2 separate regions of the Homo sapiens genome follow, and region 1 is linked to region 2. The links are chromatin loops, found by intact Hi-C in ENCODE. Cell type or tissue: CD4-positive, alpha-beta T cell. All regions are shown on one strand. Each heading gives the region's core, and the rest is flanking DNA. Links, peaks and the distances in the headings are about the cores only. Region 1 overlaps TP53TG5 (TP53 target 5). Region 2 holds the start of ACOT8 (acyl-CoA thioesterase 8).

The links. Hi-C counts contacts between places; a loop is a spot of excess contacts. Peaks named below come from ENCODE experiments on the same cell type or tissue, not always from the same donor. Only the 100,000 strongest peaks of a DNase experiment are listed, where the experiment ranks them.
Region 1: a loop joins it to region 2, with 3 times the contacts of the local background. A loop is called at or near these places in 2 of 110 quality-filtered maps.

The regions. Positions count from the first base shown.
Region 1 is chr20:45,372,070-45,376,449 of GRCh38, forward strand. TP53TG5 (TP53 target 5) reads right to left here. Exons shown (of 5, transcript NM_014477.3): 4 at 2,970-3,483; 5 at 488-1,942. The coding sequence ends at 1,838. All of the region lies in intron 3 of SYS1-DBNDD2 (SYS1-DBNDD2 readthrough (NMD candidate)), which reads left to right. It also overlaps a transcript of SYS1 not described here. Among named protein-coding and RNA genes, the nearest start is that of TP53TG5, 4.1 kb to the right of the region's middle. RefSeq lists an enhancer at 1,274-1,333. In CD4-positive, alpha-beta T cell, for the core only: CTCF peaks have their summits at 1,969 (motif pointing right) and 2,169; DNase peaks (open chromatin) are centred at 1,612 and 1,962; H3K4me3 peaks cover 1,283 bases; H3K27ac peaks cover 1,182 bases.
Region 2 is chr20:45,855,689-45,860,068 of GRCh38, forward strand. It overlaps ACOT8 (acyl-CoA thioesterase 8), which reads right to left and starts at 1,704. Exons shown (of 6, transcript NM_005469.4): 1 at 1,500-1,704. The coding sequence starts at 1,627. It overlaps ZSWIM3 (zinc finger SWIM-type containing 3), which reads left to right and starts at 1,926. Exons shown (of 2, transcript NM_080752.4): 1 at 1,926-2,292. The coding sequence starts at 2,138. In CD4-positive, alpha-beta T cell, for the core only: no CTCF peak of the experiment used is centred there; a DNase peak (open chromatin) is centred at 1,803; H3K4me3 peaks cover 2,382 bases; H3K27ac peaks cover 1,138 bases.

The DNA of each region.
Region 1 (4,380 bases), core at 230-4,229, 480 kb before region 2:
CCTCCTCCCCAAATCTGTGTTACTGGGCCCAGAGGAGGAGCTTTAGGTTGAAATGGTTAAACAAAGAGAGGGTGGTAGTGGGGAGACCCTGGTTGTGGAATTGTGGGAGGCAGGTGGCCAGAGGCCTAAGTGCCGGGGCAGGTGGGATGAGGTGGAAGGATGTACTGCTGGGATTCCCTCACTCCCAGACCTGCCCCTTGCTGCCCTGGCCATGCTGGGTCCCCGCCTTCGTATACAGCCCTCCCATATATTCAGTGGCGTTCCCAGTGGGCAACTGGGGCCCAACTCCGGCTCTCTGGAGCAAAGTGGAAGTTGCCAGTCTCACTCAGGCCCAACCCAATCCAGCCTCCACTTGGGGCTCCCTGGGCAGGCCCCCACGAAGGCTAGTGCAAGGGAGCTCCCCAGAAAGGGTCAGATTTTTTAGCTGGGAGGGCGCTGTCTTGACTGCCCGCTGACAGCGCACTCAGGACAGAAGTTCACGCAAAGGTTGATGGAATGGAAGAGTGAGTAGAGATTATTTTCGAAAGTTGATGGGATTGAAAATACCCAGCAAGGGAACTGCAAGGGAGACTGTTCAGGAAATGGGCTGGAGTGCAAGCTGGGTGGGAAGACCGCTGAAAGTGGTTACTGGGGTGGAATTTGCACGGGAATTAGCGGGGTGGTGGGGGCGGAGGTAGGCACCGACCGTAGGGGAGCTCCAGGAAGATTGCGCTGGGAGCAGGAGCTCGGGAGCACGCAGCAGCCACTATGAGGTGCTAAGCAGTCCCCGCGCTGTGGCTCCGCCCAGGCTGGTCCGCGCGGCAGCTGATGCCCAGTCTTGGTGCCCAGTAATGGTGGGGAGGAGTGTGTGAGTGGGCGGGGTGGGAGGGGGGGAGAGTCCATCCAATCGTTCTCCCTCTGTCCCAAACTGGAGATCTATCTGCATCGCTGCCCTGACCCCCAATCCCGGAGAGCTCTGTGCCCCTCGATGGCTCCACTGCTCTCCCGAGGGCGCCCACTCCATGCAGCCTGCCTCTGGGGAATATGGAGGTCTTCGTCCGGAGAAAACTCGGGCTCCCTTGGCTTTCCTCTCCCCAACGGCATGGTTAGGACCCTGTGACTCCTACCGACAGAGGGTGACCCCGGCCAGATGGGGTCGACCAGGGCTTGGGGTTGAGGTCTTCAGATTGAGGGTGGACCTGCCATGTCACCCTGGAGCAGTAGAGATGCAGTACCAGCTCCCCCTCCTGATCCGGTGCCTTCTGTGATCTGTGACCAAGGCAGGACACATTTGGAGGCCCAGCTGACATCCACTTTTTGACACCAGCCACAGTGCAATCAGTTTTTGACAATCAATTTTTGACAATCAGGTCGCAATGCACGCGCATGACCTACAGGGTGCTGGGGCTATTCCGCCTGCCTCGTGACTTCTGAGCAGGCTCTCATTTCGCCTTTTCCCTTTCTTGGGAAAATGGAATGGGGAGCAACCAGGAGCCCTTGCTCCTGCCACTTTCTAGCTGAGTGAGCCTGGGCAAGTTACTTGCTGCCTCCGCGCCGCGGTTTCCTCTTGCGAGCTCGCGGGGCGATTGTGAGGCACTTTGCACCCAGGAAGCACACGAGCGCCCTGACTTCACAGAGCGCGCCACTCAGGAGACTAGCTCGCGGAGGTGGGGGAGGGGTGCTGCTCGCTGGCTTCTTTGGTTCTAGACTGACCTTAGGGGCCTCGGGGTGGGGGTGGGGGAAGCCTGAAGTCGCGACACAGGCTCCCTCTACCGAAGGCCTCTTTCCTTCATCCTTCCCAGCCCCAGACAAACAGGCAGAGTAAGCAGTATTCGTCTTAGGTGCCATATGGAAGATCTTATTTGTAGACTCGTGAATTTCGCCACCCATTCCTCCCCTTCAGCTGATGGCGCGATCTCCACCCTCTGCTCGCACCTCTGGCTCTCGTCCAGGTCACATCAACCTGCCAGCAGAAACCTCGGTGTTAGGCGCTAAGACTGTCCCCAGGGGGCGCTGGTCGTTTGGGGAGCGGGCGCAGGGACAAGGGTGCTGTGGTGTCTGGTAGGTTGGAAATGCCTTTGCTAAAAAGGAAAAGCCTCCCTTTAAGCTAGACCCGGTGGGCACTCACCCCCTTCCTTTCGTGGGACTTTCATTCTCCCACGAAAGGGCTGCGGTATTTTCTTCTTTTTTTGCTAAGGAACTTTCTGCTCAGAGTAAATCTTTTTTTCCTTTCTTTTTTTTTAAGACAGGGTCTTGCTCTCTTGCCCAGGCTGGAGTGCAGTGGCGAAGTCACAGCTCACTGCAGCCTCGACTCCTGGGCTTAAGCGATCCTCCGACCTCAGCCTCCTGAGTAGCTGATACTACAAGCGCAAGGCACCACATCTGGCTAATTTTTAAATTTTTTGTAGAGACAGTGTCTCATTATGTTGCCCAGGATGGTCTTGAACTCCTGGCCTCAAGCAGTCTTCCTGCCTCGACCTCCCAAGGTGCTGGGATTACAGGCGTGAGCCACCATGCCTAGCCTGTTCAGAGTAAATCTTATTTGAGGCATGAATCAATCAAACATAAATAGAGAGTTGAATTGATCTTAGAGGGAATGGGATGCAGCAAAGCCCTACTTGACCATCTCCCCCCTCCCACATTTGGAAATCCTTAAACCCACTTATGTAGGCCTCTGACTGTGAGATTCAGAGCCACAGCAGTTTCCACCTCTGCTAAGGCCTTCAGGCAGTGAGATGGCTCACTTCAGTGCCCCTCCTTCCACACATCTCCTAGCTGTATCCTGAGACGCCTCAACCTAGTCACTACCCTTCTGTATGATGTTGGTCTAAGGCTTCCCCCTCTCTGGACATGAAGGCGGAGCCTCCCAGCACTACCAGCCACACACCACTCAAGACTCCAGATCCTGAACCCTGACTCTGGGGCCCAGCTCTGGGCCTGGCTTGGGGCTTGCATCTCACCTAGCCTGGCAGTGTTGTTGTCACACCCACCTTGTATGGATGCCACATAGGCATTTCAAGTGATGCGGAGCAGAAGCGGGTGCAGCGGCGCTTGACCCAACGCAGGGTGGAGGATCTGCACATCACCCTGGGCGCCGGGAGGTGGATTCGTGTGGGCAGCCCCTCAAACCAGATCCACTGGTCGGCTACATCCAGCTGCTTCATGTGCCCCATGGGAGTTCTATTGCGGTAGGGCTTAATGAAGATGACTCGGGGGCCCTCGGTGAGTGGTTGCCTCCCCTGGACTCCAGGGTTCAAGCTATCATCCCTCGATGTCCTTGGAACCTCAGGCTCTATATGCTTTTCTTTCCGTGGCATTGCCGCCAATGACGTTTTCTCCTTGTTCCTCATCCCTGACTGCACCTGGGACTTCCACTCCTTGTACTCTTTTTTCTTAGGGTCCCCTGTGGACTCTAATTTCTTGGACTTGAGTTCCTTCTCGGAGCACCCGATCTCCTGGAACTCTTCATTATTTTGTTTTGTTTTATTGCAGGCACTGTTTTCCCTGGCAGGGAGAGGAAAGGCAGTCAGCACAGCAGGACCGAGGCCCTGGTTCCCGAGACAGTTGCTATGTAGCCAGCTCAGGGGAGCCTGTTAAGAAAGGCTAGAGGGGCCTGCAAAGAAACTTCTCTACTGCCCAGAGGCCTTGTGCTGGTGTGAGGAGGTGTGATGAGCACTAGCAGAGGGATGTGAGAGATTGGGAAGGTGAAAGCCATGACTAGTAGTTAAGGCCCCTAAGAATGAATATTGTCTACATCATCTGCCACTAGATTAGGGTTCTGTCTCTCTGGACTTCAGCTGGGAGGGTGAACAGTCCAGTAGTTTTTCTAAATTGTGCTCCAAGAACCTTAGGGTTCTGAGGAGGTGTCTCAATGTCACCTCCCCTGACCCACTGGGGCAGGATACCTCTCCCCAGCTCATAACAACACAATTGGGGCTTGGAAATAGATATTTGAACAGAGGTTTCACTGCTTTAATAAAGTTGGAAAACTGTTCAAGACCAGCCTGGGCAACATGGTGAGACTCTGTCTCCATACAAAAAAAAAATTTTTAAGTTGGAAAATGATGGGGCTAGATGATCCTGATCCTTCTAGCTCTATGTTTCCTGATTGCCTGCGACTAGAGGCCAAATCAGAAAGAGGAGCCCAGAAAGGTGGCCTTGACAGAAATATTAAATGCTGAGACTTTCCCAAAGGGTGTCTGTAACAGACTGGGCCCCCTGCAAACCCCCAGTGGCAACACCATCCTAGCCAAGGGCGTGGAGAGAGATGAGGCCTTGGGCTGCAGATAATGGCAATACTGTGATGATAATAATGGCTCCCGCTGATTGAGTCCTCGCTCTATGCCAGACTCGGGACCCTTACAACTTGGGATCCTTACTATTTCTGTGAAGTAGAAGGCA
Region 2 (4,380 bases), core at 196-4,195:
GTTGAGGTGAGCCAAGATCGCACCACTGCACTCCAGCCTGGGTGACAGAGCAAGACTCCATCTCAAAAAATAAAATTAAATAAATGTATAAATGAATAAATAACAAGAGCCCTCAGACATCAAGTCTAACTCCTTCAGTGTACAGATGAGAAAACTGCAGCTTGGCCCCAGAGATGAAAATGCTTGCCCAGAATGTAGGCCCATTGGAAGCTGAATAATTATGTCTCTAGCCTCCCACGTCCCAGCTGTTTGGCATTTTCTGTAACAATGAGTTATGAACAGCCCTCCATGACCTGGCAGGTGGCTCTCGCCTGTAATCAATCCCAGCACTTTGGGAAGCCGAGGTGGGAGGATCGCCTGAGCCCATGAGTTCAAAACCAGCCTGGGCTCCAAAGTGGGGCCTCATGTCTACTAAAAATAAAAAAGTTAGCTGGATGTGGTGGCAAGCGCTTATGGTCCCAGCTAAACGGGAGACTGAGGCAGAAGGGTCACTTGGGCCCAGGAGGTCGAGGTTGCAGTGAGCCATGTTCGTGCCACTGCACTCCAGCCTGGACAACAGGGCCAGATCTTGTCTTCAAAAACAAAAATCAAATAGCCCTCCAAGAAGTTATTTACAATTCCTTAAGTGGAAGGAAGGGAGCTCAAAGTAAGATAACTTCCAGTAAAGCCAGGAGAAGCCTTGGAGGTCAAAGCTGTTAGAAGCCTTGCTGCAGGGGGCTGGGCGCGGTGGCTCATGCCTGTAATCCTAGCACTTTGGCAGAGGTGGGCAGATTACAAGGTCAGGAGTTCGAGACCAGCCTGGCCAACACGGTGAAACCCCGTCTCTACTAAAAGAAGTTAAAAAATTAGCTGGGCTGTGGCGCGCCTGTATGTCCCAGCTAATCAGGAGGCTGAGGCAGGAGAAATGCTTGAACCCGGGAGGCGGAGGTTGCACTGAGCCGAGATCGCACCACTGCACTCCAGCCTGGGCAACAGAGCAAGACTCCGCCTCAAAGAAAGAAAGAAACCCTTGCTGCAGTCAAGAACTTCAGCGATGCTGGGAAAGAAAAAAACATGCTTAGGCCTCAGAATAAGTAATGAGAAACCAGACCCACCAAATGGTACTGGGGGCGGGATATTGTGAGAAGAAAAGGATACTGAAGACACAAGGAGCTGCGGCGTCGGTTTTAAGGCTGATCCATCAGCTGTGTGCCCTTGGGCAAATCACTGCCCTCTCTGGGCTAGCTCCCCCGTGAAGGCTTAGGGCAGGCTGCCGAGCAGGGTCTCTCAGGTCACCACTATATTTGCTCAGCTGTGCAGACCTCGCAGCGCGGAGAGGAAGGGAGGAAGCCAGAGCAGAGAGGACAGCTCTGTTGGGGGCGAGTTCTCTCCTAATCGTGGCAGAGGGTGCATCCCACGCAGAGCCATACTAGTCCCGGAGCCAGGGGCCCCGGGCGGCGGCAGTCAAGATCAAGTTTCTGCCCTAAAGGAGGGGATGCTGGGCAGGAGCTGCCGGCTACCTGAAGAGATCCTCGTCCAGCGGCTCGAGGTTGAGCACGGTCGTGACCAAGACGCTACGGAGGTCCCCAGGGGGATCGCCGCGGTCGCCACAGCCCTGCCCATCTTCTGGGGCCTGCGGGGACGACATCTAGTTCAATGCTGCAGGCCCTGCACACCCGCTCCGCGGAAGACGCGGAGACATACACAGAACCTGACTCTTCCGGCAGATTGCCCTAGTAACCGGAAGTCTCCTGCAGACCCCGGGAAGGAGGAATCTAGGTTATGATTGGTCAGGACTCCTGTCAGTCCGCTGGTGGCTGTGGCCCTCTTTCTCTAGCAATTGGAGAAAATGAATGCCAATCTGCGAATCCTGTGTGTGACTGGATATGTCGCTGAGGAGGCGGAACCTCGGGACTGGATAATATGGACTGAGTGTCATTTCCCCTGTCAGATAGCAAATACACCCCCTTCCTCTTGTAACCCGGTCAGGCCTAGGGTTCCTCCCTGAGTTCCAGAATAGGCCACCCAGTTGGGGCGGACCCTTAAGGCATTCTGGGCCCACGCCTGCCTATAAACCCTCATAGTGTGACCTTTGACCCCTGGTGTGATCTTGGGCCCGGGCTGGGACCAGCCCCTAGTGTGGGTTGTGGGGGCGGCCATGGAGCTGGGCAGCTGCTTCAAGACCTATGAGGACTTCAAGGAGTGCTTCAGCGCCTACAAAAGGGAGAACAGGTGCTCCTTCATTCTCAGGGACTGCGTCTCCGTCCGCTTCCACAACCTCAACCATGGCACCTCCATCCGCGAAGACATCCTGTAAGGGCGGGCGGGGCGGGGCGGGCCAAGAGGGTGGGGAGGAGGCTGGACCTCCGGAGGGCTGCCTGGAGGAGGAGGGGTGCATAGGCACGCATTGGGCTGCGTGGCCATTCATTCAACAGGCACTCATTGAGCACCTGCTGTGTGCCTTGTGAAGAGAGCTAAGCCTCCACGGCCATTGGTTTTTGACCACCCACTCCACTTTCACTCCATTCACAGGCTTTTCTGGAATTTATAACTGCAGTTTCTCCCATTGTTTTGAGCAGCTGCAGCAACCCAAATACAAAGTATGGCTTTCATAAACGGATAAAAACACCTTGGCGATAATTTCCTTCATCAGTCTCCTCTTTACAAAACAGTCACATGGTCGTTGGAATGTTCGTTCATTCATTCATTCAGTTTTTAGTTCTTATATATTTGTTGAAACAGGGTCTCACTCTGTCCCCCAGGCTGGAGTGCAGTGGCACAATCAGCTCACTGAGCCTTCAACTGCTGGGCTCAAGCGATCCTCCCACCTCAGCCTCTCAAGTAGTTGGAACTGGAGGTGCACGCCACCATGCCTGGCTAATTATTTGATTTTGTACAGACTGGGTCTTGTTATGTTGGCTAGGCTGTTCCCAGACTCCTGGACTAAGCGATCTTTCGGCGTCTCAAAGTGTTAGGATTACAGGCATGAGCCACTATGCCTGGTCTATTCATTCATTTTGTAAATGGTTTTTGAGCTCCTTATATTAACCGTTTTCAAACACTTTCCATGTGCCAGGCAGTGTTCTCTATGCATGCTTTACCCTGCAGGGCTTTTTTTTCAGAATTATAGATAAATGTTATTTTTTTGCATTTGACAGATGAGAAGATTTGACAGATGAGAAGTCAGGCTTAGAGGTTAAGACAGGAGTTGAAAACTCAAATGCCTTCAGGGATTAGGTGAAACAACCCAATGTAAGAAAGTTTTAACTTTGAATTTTACTTTAAGAAAAAGAATGATGAAATAGCAACCAACACCAGGTCTTTGTGCTAGGGACAACAGAAGTGTGAAATGGGCCAAATGGAGAGTAGATGCCATCTAATCAGCTCCAGCTGATGGCTGCCATATGAAAATAAAGATCTAGTGTTGCCAGAATTTTGGGCAAGAGTTGTCAGAAATCCACACTTTATGTGGATTTTCCCATTTAAAAAAATTGAATCAGTTCAAATTTTAACTCAGAGCATGCGGGCCAACTCAGAGTTAAAGCATATCCGAGTTTGAGACTTGGATTGAGATGCTCAACCAAAGCTCCTCAATTAGACAGCCAGGCTATATTCTTTCCACTGTTCTGAAGTCCAGTGCTATGCTGGGTATAGGTGACATAAAGATGAATAAGTGTTCAAACTATCCCCAGAGAACTAGGATAAACTTGAACTCAAGCAAACTGGTGTGTGATAAATGCTTTAAAAGGAATGTGGAAAAAAAAAAAAAAAAAGAAATGTACGGAGAAAGAAATGAATGACAAATGCCTGGGAGGTGGGGGAAGTCTTCACACTGGAATTGATGGTTTCCCTGGGCTGTGAATGAATGTAGAGTGCTAGAGTAGATCTGTGGTTAATTACTGAGTACCATGGAGGCATTTGACCAGAAGTTGCTGTGCAGAAGGACCTACAGGAGCAAAGACAAAGATACATGAAAGAAGGTTGGCATGTTAGAGTAACAGTGAGGGATACCATGTTTGGCAGGAGATGAAGTCATTTGCAGTCTAAGGGTCTTTAGGGACCATTGTGAGGTGTTTGGACCTTGTCCTTTATGGGTAGGACCTTGCTAAGCAATGAGAGGAATACAAAAAAAAAAAAAAAAAAAAAAAACCACAGTTGCCCGTAAACACCCTTCAGGAAGACCATCTCAGGTGGCTAGCACAAGGTGTGGCCCATAGCAGGCATTAAATAATTATTGAATGAGTGAGTTATCAAGTACTAACCATGTGATTCAGGGAAATAGGTGCTGCGGGAACTCAGAAGAGAAAAATCACTGCGAGCTAGAGACGTAAGAGTGAAAGGGAGGCTTGAGCTGGGCCCCCAAAGATGGAGAGCTGTCAGAAGGTGTATTGGTTTTCTGTT